2 separate regions of the Homo sapiens genome follow, and region 1 is linked to region 2. A link is a contact called in ENCODE Hi-C data. All regions are on one chromosome and are shown on one strand. Each heading gives the region's core, a stretch centred on a gene start or an enhancer-like site at or near the end of the contact. The rest is flanking DNA. Distances are from core to core; before and after follow the strand shown.

The links. Hi-C counts contacts between places; a loop is a spot of excess contacts on that map. Pooled maps may share reads with other maps.
Region 1: a map with no recorded cell type shows a loop between it and region 2 (6-fold over the local background). The contact joins two enhancer-like sites. A Hi-C loop is called at or near these places in 2 of 37 single-sample maps with no recorded cell type and 1 of 50 pooled maps.

The regions. Positions count from the first base shown.
Region 1 is chr9:26,744,220-26,748,906 of GRCh38, forward strand. No RefSeq gene overlaps it. Among named protein-coding and RNA genes, the nearest start is that of CAAP1, 150 kb to the right of the region's middle. RefSeq lists enhancers at 2,227-2,906, 2,481-3,680 and a silencer at 2,664-2,753. Within about 2 kb of position 2,577, at least 3 of the 41 ENCODE cell types and tissues checked have a DNase peak (open chromatin) inside an H3K27ac peak, as active enhancers do.
Region 2 is chr9:21,851,436-21,856,707 of GRCh38, forward strand. MTAP (methylthioadenosine phosphorylase) reads left to right here. Exons shown (of 8, transcript NM_002451.4): 6 at 3,196-3,435. Among named protein-coding and RNA genes, the nearest start is that of MTAP, 51 kb to the left of the region's middle. Within about 2 kb of position 3,361, at least 4 of the 41 ENCODE cell types and tissues checked have a DNase peak (open chromatin) inside an H3K27ac peak, as active enhancers do.

The DNA of each region.
Region 1 (4,687 bases), core at 1,327-3,826, 4.9 Mb after region 2:
GAAGACAGAAATTATTTCCTCAAAGTGTTTTAATCATGCTGTTGAAAACCACTTCCTCCATTGGCCTAATCACATAAATCATAGTAAAAGGTTAAAGACAAAGTTCAATTGTACCAAATTGCCTGTGATGGTTTCTCAGAAATGGATTACTTTCAATTAAAAGGTGAAGTCATTCTGCTACCCATTGGTATGCCTAGGTGGACTCTGGATTGTAACTTTATATTTCCTATCCAGATAATGTGCATAGATGTTTGGAGGGCAACAAGTTTAATTTCTATCAACATTTGACTCAAACCTAAATGCTGAATGCAACTTTCATGAAGTGTAATTACATATTATTAGCACCAGGGGGCAGTAGCCAGATTCTGTAAAAGGAAAATGATGCTAATACGATATTCAGTTATTTTCTCCTTGATAAACTATTAATACCACCTGAAACAGACTTCCTTTTTATTATTCAGAGTTTGTAGATACTAAGCATTGTGAATAGAGAAATTCATCAGAAATATGATTCATGTATTTTATAAATATATTACATTAGCAGATGTATTGCAGTGATTCTTAAATTCTAACTTCAGAACAGTGATGAAATAGAAAGACAAATAGAAATTCCAGCCTTGGGAGTCAGGAGACCAAAGACCTATTTTTCCTATGGTGCAGCAGCCTAGATGAGTTTCCTGATTCCCCCGAGCCTCACTCTCTTCATCTCTAAAATCATTTTTCTTTTTATTTCAAAAAATTTAGTTAAGGGATCTAATTGGCTTTTATTAGTGATTCATGAATTGGCCAGCATCTCATCTAAAGATTTATAAAAGACACTCCATTGGGCATGGCAGAACATTCAGTTTTCATAAGGTACCTTGAACAGGAACAAGGAAATAGCATAATACAAAAGAAAAAAACAGATTGGTTAACATCAGGTCACTTCAGGTTACCTTCTTTATAAGAATTAAAGCAGAGGGGACTTCCTTATCATACTGGCTAAAACTGGCCTGTTTGAGTGTTGCGGCTGTCATCTCTCTCTCTTGATTTCTCAGAAGGTTGAATGACGAATTCAATTTGGTAACATGGAACCTTAGCATGAGTGACCCCATTTTGGTTTGGTCTGTTCTATTAGGGCCTAATGTCAGAACTTACTTCAAAACAATGGCCTCTCATAAATTTTATTTAACCAAAGTATGTGTTCGGCCTGAAACACACAGTTCTGTTTATTAAGCATTTACTTTATGCCAAGTATTACGCAAAGTATATCACAAATATCATCTTATTTAATCCCTACAATAATGCTATGAAATGAATAGTGTTATTAGCCCCACAAGACTCAGGAAATTGATTCTTAGAGGGGTTAAGTGGGACAGAACTAGGAAATGGGAGGTCAGATTCGAACCCAAGTTTGGCTAACTCTAAGCCTACTACATATGACACTATACTGCTCGTCTTGCTAAAAGTTTCTTTCCTTTCCCAAGAACAAGTACTTAATTTGAACTAATCTGGTTAATACAAAATGGTAAAAGACCTACGCACACACAAACACCTCAGTATCCTCATCCCGCTTTTGGTGACATGGTCATCAACAGACAATGCTTTGCCTTGGTTGTCTAAGTCAGGAATAACCTAGTGAAAGGAATTTTGGAACAAGTAAATAGGAAGATGAAATGCCACAAAAAAGAAGGGAGTTCTCTCTGGGTGGGCAAGGCCTTACAGAAACAAATAAAATCATTATCAGCCAACACTTATCAAAGGCTGATTTCATACATGTCTCCTCAACTAAGAAGCCTGAGATGTAGTTCTTGACATATAATGTGGCTAAAAGGAATGGAAGGGAAATAGAAAAATGCTTATCACACTGTGAGGCAACTTCGTAGTCTACTACGTAGTTCTTCTCAATAACCTCACCAAAATATAGATCTTTATACTATTTTACAGAAAGAAACAGGCTTAAAGAGCTGGGATCCAAAATAAGATTTTTTGTGTGTCTGCATCCAAACTCTACTCTTCCTGTTTCCAGGCCTCCATTATCATAGGACTGGAAGGAATTTGAGAGAGTCACTCAATATCCTTTCTTTACATTTAAGTGACTTGTTCAAGGTCATACCATCCACAGAAGAAGTGGACCTAGAACCCATGTTTCCAGTCTCATCTGGGCCCCTTTACATGATATCACTCTATTCTTCTCAAAACAAAATACAGCTTAGCTGCTTCAGGTAAACAAAGCTATTCCTTCACCAAAGCACATCTACAGATTCTGTGAGTTCATGGTTTCGTCTTTCTGGTTTTACTTCTATTTTTATATTCCTCATTGGTTAATTGGTTTCCCTTCTCAGTGGCATTGCAATTTGCATCTCAACTCCTTACAATCATAAAAGGAAAATTAGCTACCATTTATTAAGCATCAACTAAATGTCATACGTTTACATGTATTTTCTCTTATCCTAACAACAACCCTGCCCTAAAGATATTAATTGCTCCATTTTACAGGTGAGGATATAGTCTCAGAGATGTTAAATAAGTTTCCCAAGATCACACACAGTTAGGCATACTCACAACTATCCTAGCTTTCTTTCCACTAAGCCCTATGGCCTATGACTCAGCTCTTTGAGTAAGCATGTTGACCATCCGCATTCTTCCGGTCTGTGAAAGGATCACCTATTTCAGGGAAAGGAAATGTAAATCAGTTTACTCAAATAAGAAGAAAACACATCAGGTTAAGAAAGGAAAGGAGTTAAGCATTTTCTCACTCTGACCCTTAGGCTGTATTCACAGTAGACCCTGGTTTCACTTTTCATGGTTTTAGTTATCTATAGACAACCACCACCTGAAAATAGGTGAGTACAGTACAATAAGATGATTTGAGAGAGAGAGAGACCACATTCACATAACTTTTTTTTTTTGAGACACAGAGTCTTGCTCTATCCCCCAGGTTGGAATGCAGTGGCACAATCTCGACTTGCTGCAACCTTTACCTCTGGGGTTCAAGTGATTCTCGTGCCTCAGCCTCCCAAGTAGCTGGGATTACAGGCATGCACCATCACACCTGGCTAATTTTTGGTTTTTTTTTAGTAGAGATGGAGTTCCGCCATGTTGGCCAGGCTGGTCTCAAACTCCTGACCTCAGGTGATCTGCCCGCCTCAGCCTCCCAAAGTGCTGGGATTACAGGCATGAGCCACCACACCCAGCCCCACATAACTTTTATTACAGTATATTATTATAACTGTTCAATTTTATTGTTGTTGTTAATCTCTTACTGTGCTACATTTATAAACCTTATCATAGGTATGTATACATTATAGGAAAAAAAATTATGTATAGGATTTGGTACTACCTGAGGTTTCAGGCATCCACTGGGGGTCTTGGAATGTATCCCCTATGGTTAAGGGAGAATGACTACAAACCAACGAACTGCTACTTAGCAAGAGGAAGGCATCAGGGCAGTAGCTCCTCTGGGAATAGTAAAGGTAAGTTATCAAAATATGTTTCTAATATCTCCTCATTGTATCTCAATTGAAAAATGAGAATTGTGTTTACAAAAACTTTCAGTTAATGACTGATGCGTCACAGTTCTGTGATTTTAGACAATGATTTCTTTCATTCTGTGTGGCTTTGAGCAATAAGCTTCCTCATCTGTGTTGCGTTTCAAATAGCGTACTATTCCACCTAATTTATTACATTTTTATTACAAATCAAGACAGGGAGTTAAAAATAAATCAATCCATCTATCTGACTTAGATTAGTTGTATAAATTCAAAATCTGAGTATGTTTCCTGTAGCTTATTTTCACACCTGACCTTGCTGCGGGAGTTTCTGATATGGTTTGGCTATGTCCCCATCAAAATCTCATCTTGAATTATGGTTCCCATAATCTCCACTGTCACGGAAGGGACCTGGTGGGAGGTAATTTAATCATGGGGGGAGTTACCCTCACGCTGTTCTCGTGATGGTGAGTAAGTTCTCACGAGATCTGATGGTTTTACAATGGGCTTTTCCCCCTTTGCTCAGCACTTCTTTCTCCTGCTGCCCTGTGAAGAAGGACGTGTTTGCATCCCCTTCCACCATGATTGTGAGTTTCCTGAGGCCTTCCCAGCCATGTGGAACTGTGAGTCAATTAAACCACTTTCCTTTATTAATTACCCAGTCCCAGTTATTTCTTCACAGCAGTGTGAGAACGGACTAGCACAGTTTCCTTCCCTGGTTTGCAAAGTCTCGGTCTCCTCCATGGTCAAGTATCTGGTAACTCACCAGACTCTGAGTTTCCTTTCCACATCAGAATCTTGACTTGTTTTCTCAAGATACATGTGCTCGTTAATTTCAGGTGTCAAAGTGACTGGATTTAGGGATGTCCAGTAGCTGGTGAAGCACTGTTTCTGTGTTTGTGTGTAAGGGTGTTTCCATGGGTCAGTGAACTGGGAGAGGAAAATCCCCTCAATGCTGGCACAACAACCAGACAGCAGGGGGCCAGGCCGGCACAAATAGGCAGAAGAAGGGGGACTCACTCTGTTTTCTCTCTCCTTTCCAGAGCAGGATATTTTTTCTCTTCCTGCCTTTGGACATCAGACTCCCAGGTCCTTTGGCTTTTGGACTCTGGGACTTGTCCCAGCAACATTCCAGGGGGTCCTTGAGCCTACATTGTTGGCTTTTCTCATTCTGAGGCTTTGGACTTGGACTGGGCCACGCTACCAGCTTCTCTGGT
Region 2 (5,272 bases), core at 2,111-4,610:
TGACTTCACATCAACATTTAAGTATTGCTAACTTTATGTAGTAGTATTTGGGTTGGTGTTTGGTGCATTTCCAGTTGCACAAAGGATAGCTGTATTATGTTACGTGTAATTATGACCTTATTATTGTCTTTATTTGAAGATTATGTATGATCTCAGGAGATGTGTATGGATTCATGTGGACTTGTGATGGTTAACACTGAGTGTTAACTTGATTGGATTGAAGGATACAAAGTATTGATCCTGGGTGTGTCTGTGAGGGTGTTGCCAAAGGAGATTGACATTTGAGTCAGTGGGCTGGGAAAGGCTGACCTAGCCTTAATCTGGGTGGGTACAATCTAATCAGCTGCCAGCATGGCTAGGATATAAGCAGGCAGAAAATTGTTAAAAGAGAGACTAGCCTAGTCCCCCAGTCTACATCTTTCTCCCATGCTGGATGCTTCCTGCCCTCCAACATCAAACTCCAAGTTCTTCAGTTTTGGAACTTGGACTGTCTCTCCTTGCTCCTCAGCCTGCAGATGGCCCATTGTGGGACCTTGTGATCATGTGAGTTAATACTTAATAAACTCCCCTTTATTAGTTATGTCCCTCTAGAGAACTCTGACTAATACAATGGAATACTACTTAGCCATAAAAAAGAACAAAATGATGGCATTTGCAGCAACCTGGATGGAGTTGGAGACCATTATTCTCAGTGAAGTAACTCGGGAATGGAAAACTAAATATCGTTATGTCCTCATTTGTAAGTGGGAGCTAAGCTATGGGGATGCAAAGGCATAAGAATGATATAATAGGGCCGGGCGCAGTGGCTCATGCCTATAATCCCAGCACTTTGGGAGGCCGAGGTGGGTGGATCACAAGGTCAGGAGTTCAAGACCAGCCTGGCCAAGATGGTGAAAGGGGTCTCTACTAAAATACAAAGAAAAGAATTAGCTGGCCGTGGTGGCGGGTGCCTGTAATCCCAGCTAATCAGGAGGCTGAGCCAGAGAACTGCTTGAACCCGTGAGGCAGAGGTTGCAGTGAGCCAAGATCGCACTAATGCATTCCAGCGTGGGCGACAGAGTGAGACTCCATCTCAAAAAAAAAAAAAAAAATGATGTAATGGACTTTGGGGCCTCTGGGGGAAGTGGGAGAGGAGAATCAGGGATAAAAGACTACACATTGGGTATAGTGTACATTTCTTGGGTGACAGGTGCATCAGAATCCCAGAAATCACTACTAAAGAACTTATATACATCACAATAAACCACTTGCTCCCCAAAAACTATTGAAATGAAAAAAAAAAAAAAGCCTGGTAATAATGGTTTCCCTTGGGAAGGGACAGTGGTTTTCCTTGTACTATTTAAGTTTTGTACCATGTACAAATACGTGTTCCAAAAGCAGTGTTACTTCTATTCATTTTAGGAGTTAATATGAAAGTCCTGACATTAAATCTGTTTAGGCTGGTGATCTAATATTGCTAGTTCCTTGGTGAGGGTTGTGGTACTTTCACTACCACATCCGTCTGTTTAGTAGTTCAGTGATTACACGAGGTAAGAAAATGAAATCATCTTAAACTCAGACCTGGACCTTGACCCTGTATTTGATATTTTTTGCTGCCTTAAGATAGTGTTAGCTGTTCTTGAAGGAATGCAAAATGCTGGTTCAGGTGGCTGACATATATTCATAGCCTCCATTTCTTCCTCCTCCTCATAAGCATGGTACCTATCTCCCAAAGTGCCAGAGTGACAGTGAGGACTTGTCAAGAGCCATTCATCTCTAGAAGCACTGTGAACTTTAGCCAAGCATATGGTTCAGTTATTCAGGATCTTTAAAGACATTATTGAACCAGCGGGAGTGGGCTTGTTATGTCTTAACTTTAGGGGGGAAAAGGGGGTGGGGTAGAGATTTAGGCTTTTGCATTTATAACATATACTTTTTAGGGAAAAGTGTTAATTAAGCATAATTTTATTTTCAGCATTTATAAGATAAACATGATGTAGCATCAACTGTTCATTGTCCATAGCTTGCTAAATTTTGAGTTGCCAAGACTCTTGTGAAAATTCTGTTTCCCATTGCAGTGGCATAGTGTAAGTTATTTTTTAAGGAAATAGGTTAATTTGTTTATGTGATGAACACATGTGCAGGTGAGACTTTGCCCAGATTGGAGACTTTGACTTTGAGTCACTCCACTTTATTTATATAGTATCCCAGGAAGGTTAGCCAAATATGTGTAGAAGCTGCCAGTATTAATGATTGTTAGAAGACCAGCTTAGTGCATACAGTGTTTACAGCGCACCTGGCATGCTTCTATGCTTGTATATACCTTAGTTCATTTAATCTTCCTCATACAATTGAATTATGCGATATCATTATTCTCAATTTACACTTGAGAAAACTAAGGCATACAGAGATGATTTTTCAACAGTGCTTCAGTAAGTTAACAGTTAAGTTGAAAAGACTTTTTTTTAATTAAAAGGGAATATTGAATAAGCTAAGAAAAAATGAAGGTAATTAATAACTTGAAGATTAGATGTGCAGTATTAAATAAAACACTGGAGAAAAGGATCGAACTTTTCAATGATGTTTCTAAAAATCCATGCCTAGCCTTGCCACTAAAGGAATTCCAAGATGTTTATCCCTGTGAACAGAAAAACAATCAGCACAACTCTGTGGAAAGGCAATAGGCAAAAGAGAAATCACTTTCTAACCAGCAAAAGCTTTTACAGAAGTCTTCAGATTCTGTATTTTTAAAAGTAATGAGAATTAACTTTTCAGAAGCCTGGAAATAGAACTCAACACACCTGTTTGAGAAGATAAGCGACGAGAGGCACCTTAGCTTAGCCTGCGAGGTTAAAAGTTAAGACTCCAGTCTGTATTCTCAAACCAGCTTAGTCTCTTAAAGTTGTTAAGAAGCAAATGAGATTAAAGCATATAAACAAATGCCTGGCGAGTAGAAAGAGCTCAGTGCTTGCTTGTGTAGCTATTAGTTTCTACATGCAAAGGGCTGGGGAAACAGGATTATGTGAATGAGAAAGGGTCCAGGAAACACCCTTCTGTGGTCCTCTAGGTTTTTTCTGAGAGCCTGGCAGATAGTAGGCATTTATTATAGTGACAAATCATCTTTAAGAAATCAACTTGGTAAACATTGGGGGGAAGTGCAGCCTTAAGTTGTGCATGTGCTAGTATGTTTTGAAGTTTCTGGTTTTTCTTTTCTAGGTTCTTATAGAGACTGCTAAGAAGCTAGGACTCCGGTGCCACTCAAAGGGGACAATGGTCACAATCGAGGGACCTCGTTTTAGCTCCCGGGCAGAAAGCTTCATGTTCCGCACCTGGGGGGCGGATGTTATCAACATGACCACAGTTCCAGAGGTGGTTCTTGCTAAGGAGGCTGGAATTTGTTACGCAAGTATCGCCATGGCGACAGATTATGACTGCTGGAAGGAGCACGAGGAAGCAGTAGGTGGAATTCTTTTCTAAGCACATATAGCATGGGTTTCTGGGTGCCAATAGGGTGTCTTAACTGTTTGTTTCTATTACGTTAGTTTCAGAAAGTGCCTTTCTACAAGGTTTTGAAGTTGTTAATATTTTCTGTAGTTCCATTGGAAGGTAAGAACAAAGATCAAAGGAAAGAAAGAGACACTTTTACCCAAGGATCAGTAGTGAAAATAGTACATTGTAGGCAGGTAGATGTGTTGAGAATCATACTAAGACTTGGGCCTTATTTTCAGGATAAAGGTGTATTTTGATTGCCAATTTCTGCTGCTATGCTACTGTTTTTTGTTTTCAAGAAGGAAAAAAATCTATTAACCCTTTCCTCATGAGAGGGCTGTATGTTCACATCCATCTATTTAACGTACCGTGGCTGGATACTCTGTTCAGCATAGAAATGTGACAACAAACAGAGAAGTCCTTAAGGAGCCGACATTCTGTCGGATGGAGATAGAAGTTAAGCAAACCAATATAAGAAAGCTAACGGTTATAAAGAAATAGAATGGTGAGGTACAAGGGTACACTAGGTCAACTGAATAGAGTTGACCAGACCAAATATTTGAAGTATGAGAAGCCTTCCTGTTTTAAGTGTGATGGGCAAGAAGGGCATGATTGAGTAGAGTGGAAAGGAGGGAGACTGGGGAGAAGGGAGAGAGAGGAGGGATGCAATACAGTAGGGCCAGGCCATACAGACCATGGTAAGGGTTTCAGATGGAAGGACAGTGAGGGGTTCAGGCAGGGAAGGCAGCAGGATCCAGCTGGAATTTGAGGACACTGGAACAATGAGGTCAGCTTCCAAAACAAAACAAAACAAAACTTTAAACATCTGTGTAAGTACAGGGTGGAATATAATGAATTCCAGGTACCCATCACTTAGGTTCCACAATTAGCCATGGCCAATCTTGTGTGATAGGTATGTCCCTACCTATTTCTCCCCTGCCCTCATTGTGAAGTAAATATTTTCCTAAAAGGTCTTTTTAAAATTAAGTTATAACCATGCCATCATTGTACAAAAATAATGATATTAATTTCTTAATATAATCAAATATTCAGACTATTCCTTTTTCCTTCAGTCTCATAATTTTTAACAATTTGATCAAATCAGAATCCCTTACAATCCATATGTTGTATTTTAATGATTACCTCTTGTCTCTTTTAATCTAATTTTCACCTCTTTCTCTTTTTATTCCTTGTGTTACTTGAATAAACTAGATCGTTCGTCCTGTCATTTATCTCATTTTAAGATAAAGGGACGACAAAACTGCAGTCACTTTTGAAGTAAGGAAAACATTTAGGGGTGACTTTCTGAGCACATTTAGGGTAAGTGACATCTCCAAAGAGGCCTAATATTGTACCACCGTTTTAGAGAGTTTGTTTTACTATCTAATGTGTACAGTGTTTTGGGTCATAGATGAACACAGGTTCTTTGTTTTTCATGAATTCCTTATGATGACTCTTCAGTGTAATAAACTGTTTGCTTAGTACTAGGATGCCTTTTATGTAAGAGATTCGCAAATTATTACATTAAGTCACAACATAATATCTTATTTGGCAGCTTTGGTAACCTAAGGAACAACTCAGCCTCGTAATGTCAAGAAGCTGCTTCCAATTAATAGGAAACTCCAGCCCCTGCCACACCCTGAGAGCGGTTTGCTTCCTGCCTGTGGCTTTCTGCTCAGTCTAATAACATATGTCTCCTCCTTTGTAGAACCAGCAGTGATTTCCTTTAGTAGCCAAATGAGGTTGGGGAAATAGTCAGCTGGAGCTACTTTATTGAAAAGCAGAGAAATTAAGCTCTGTAAGT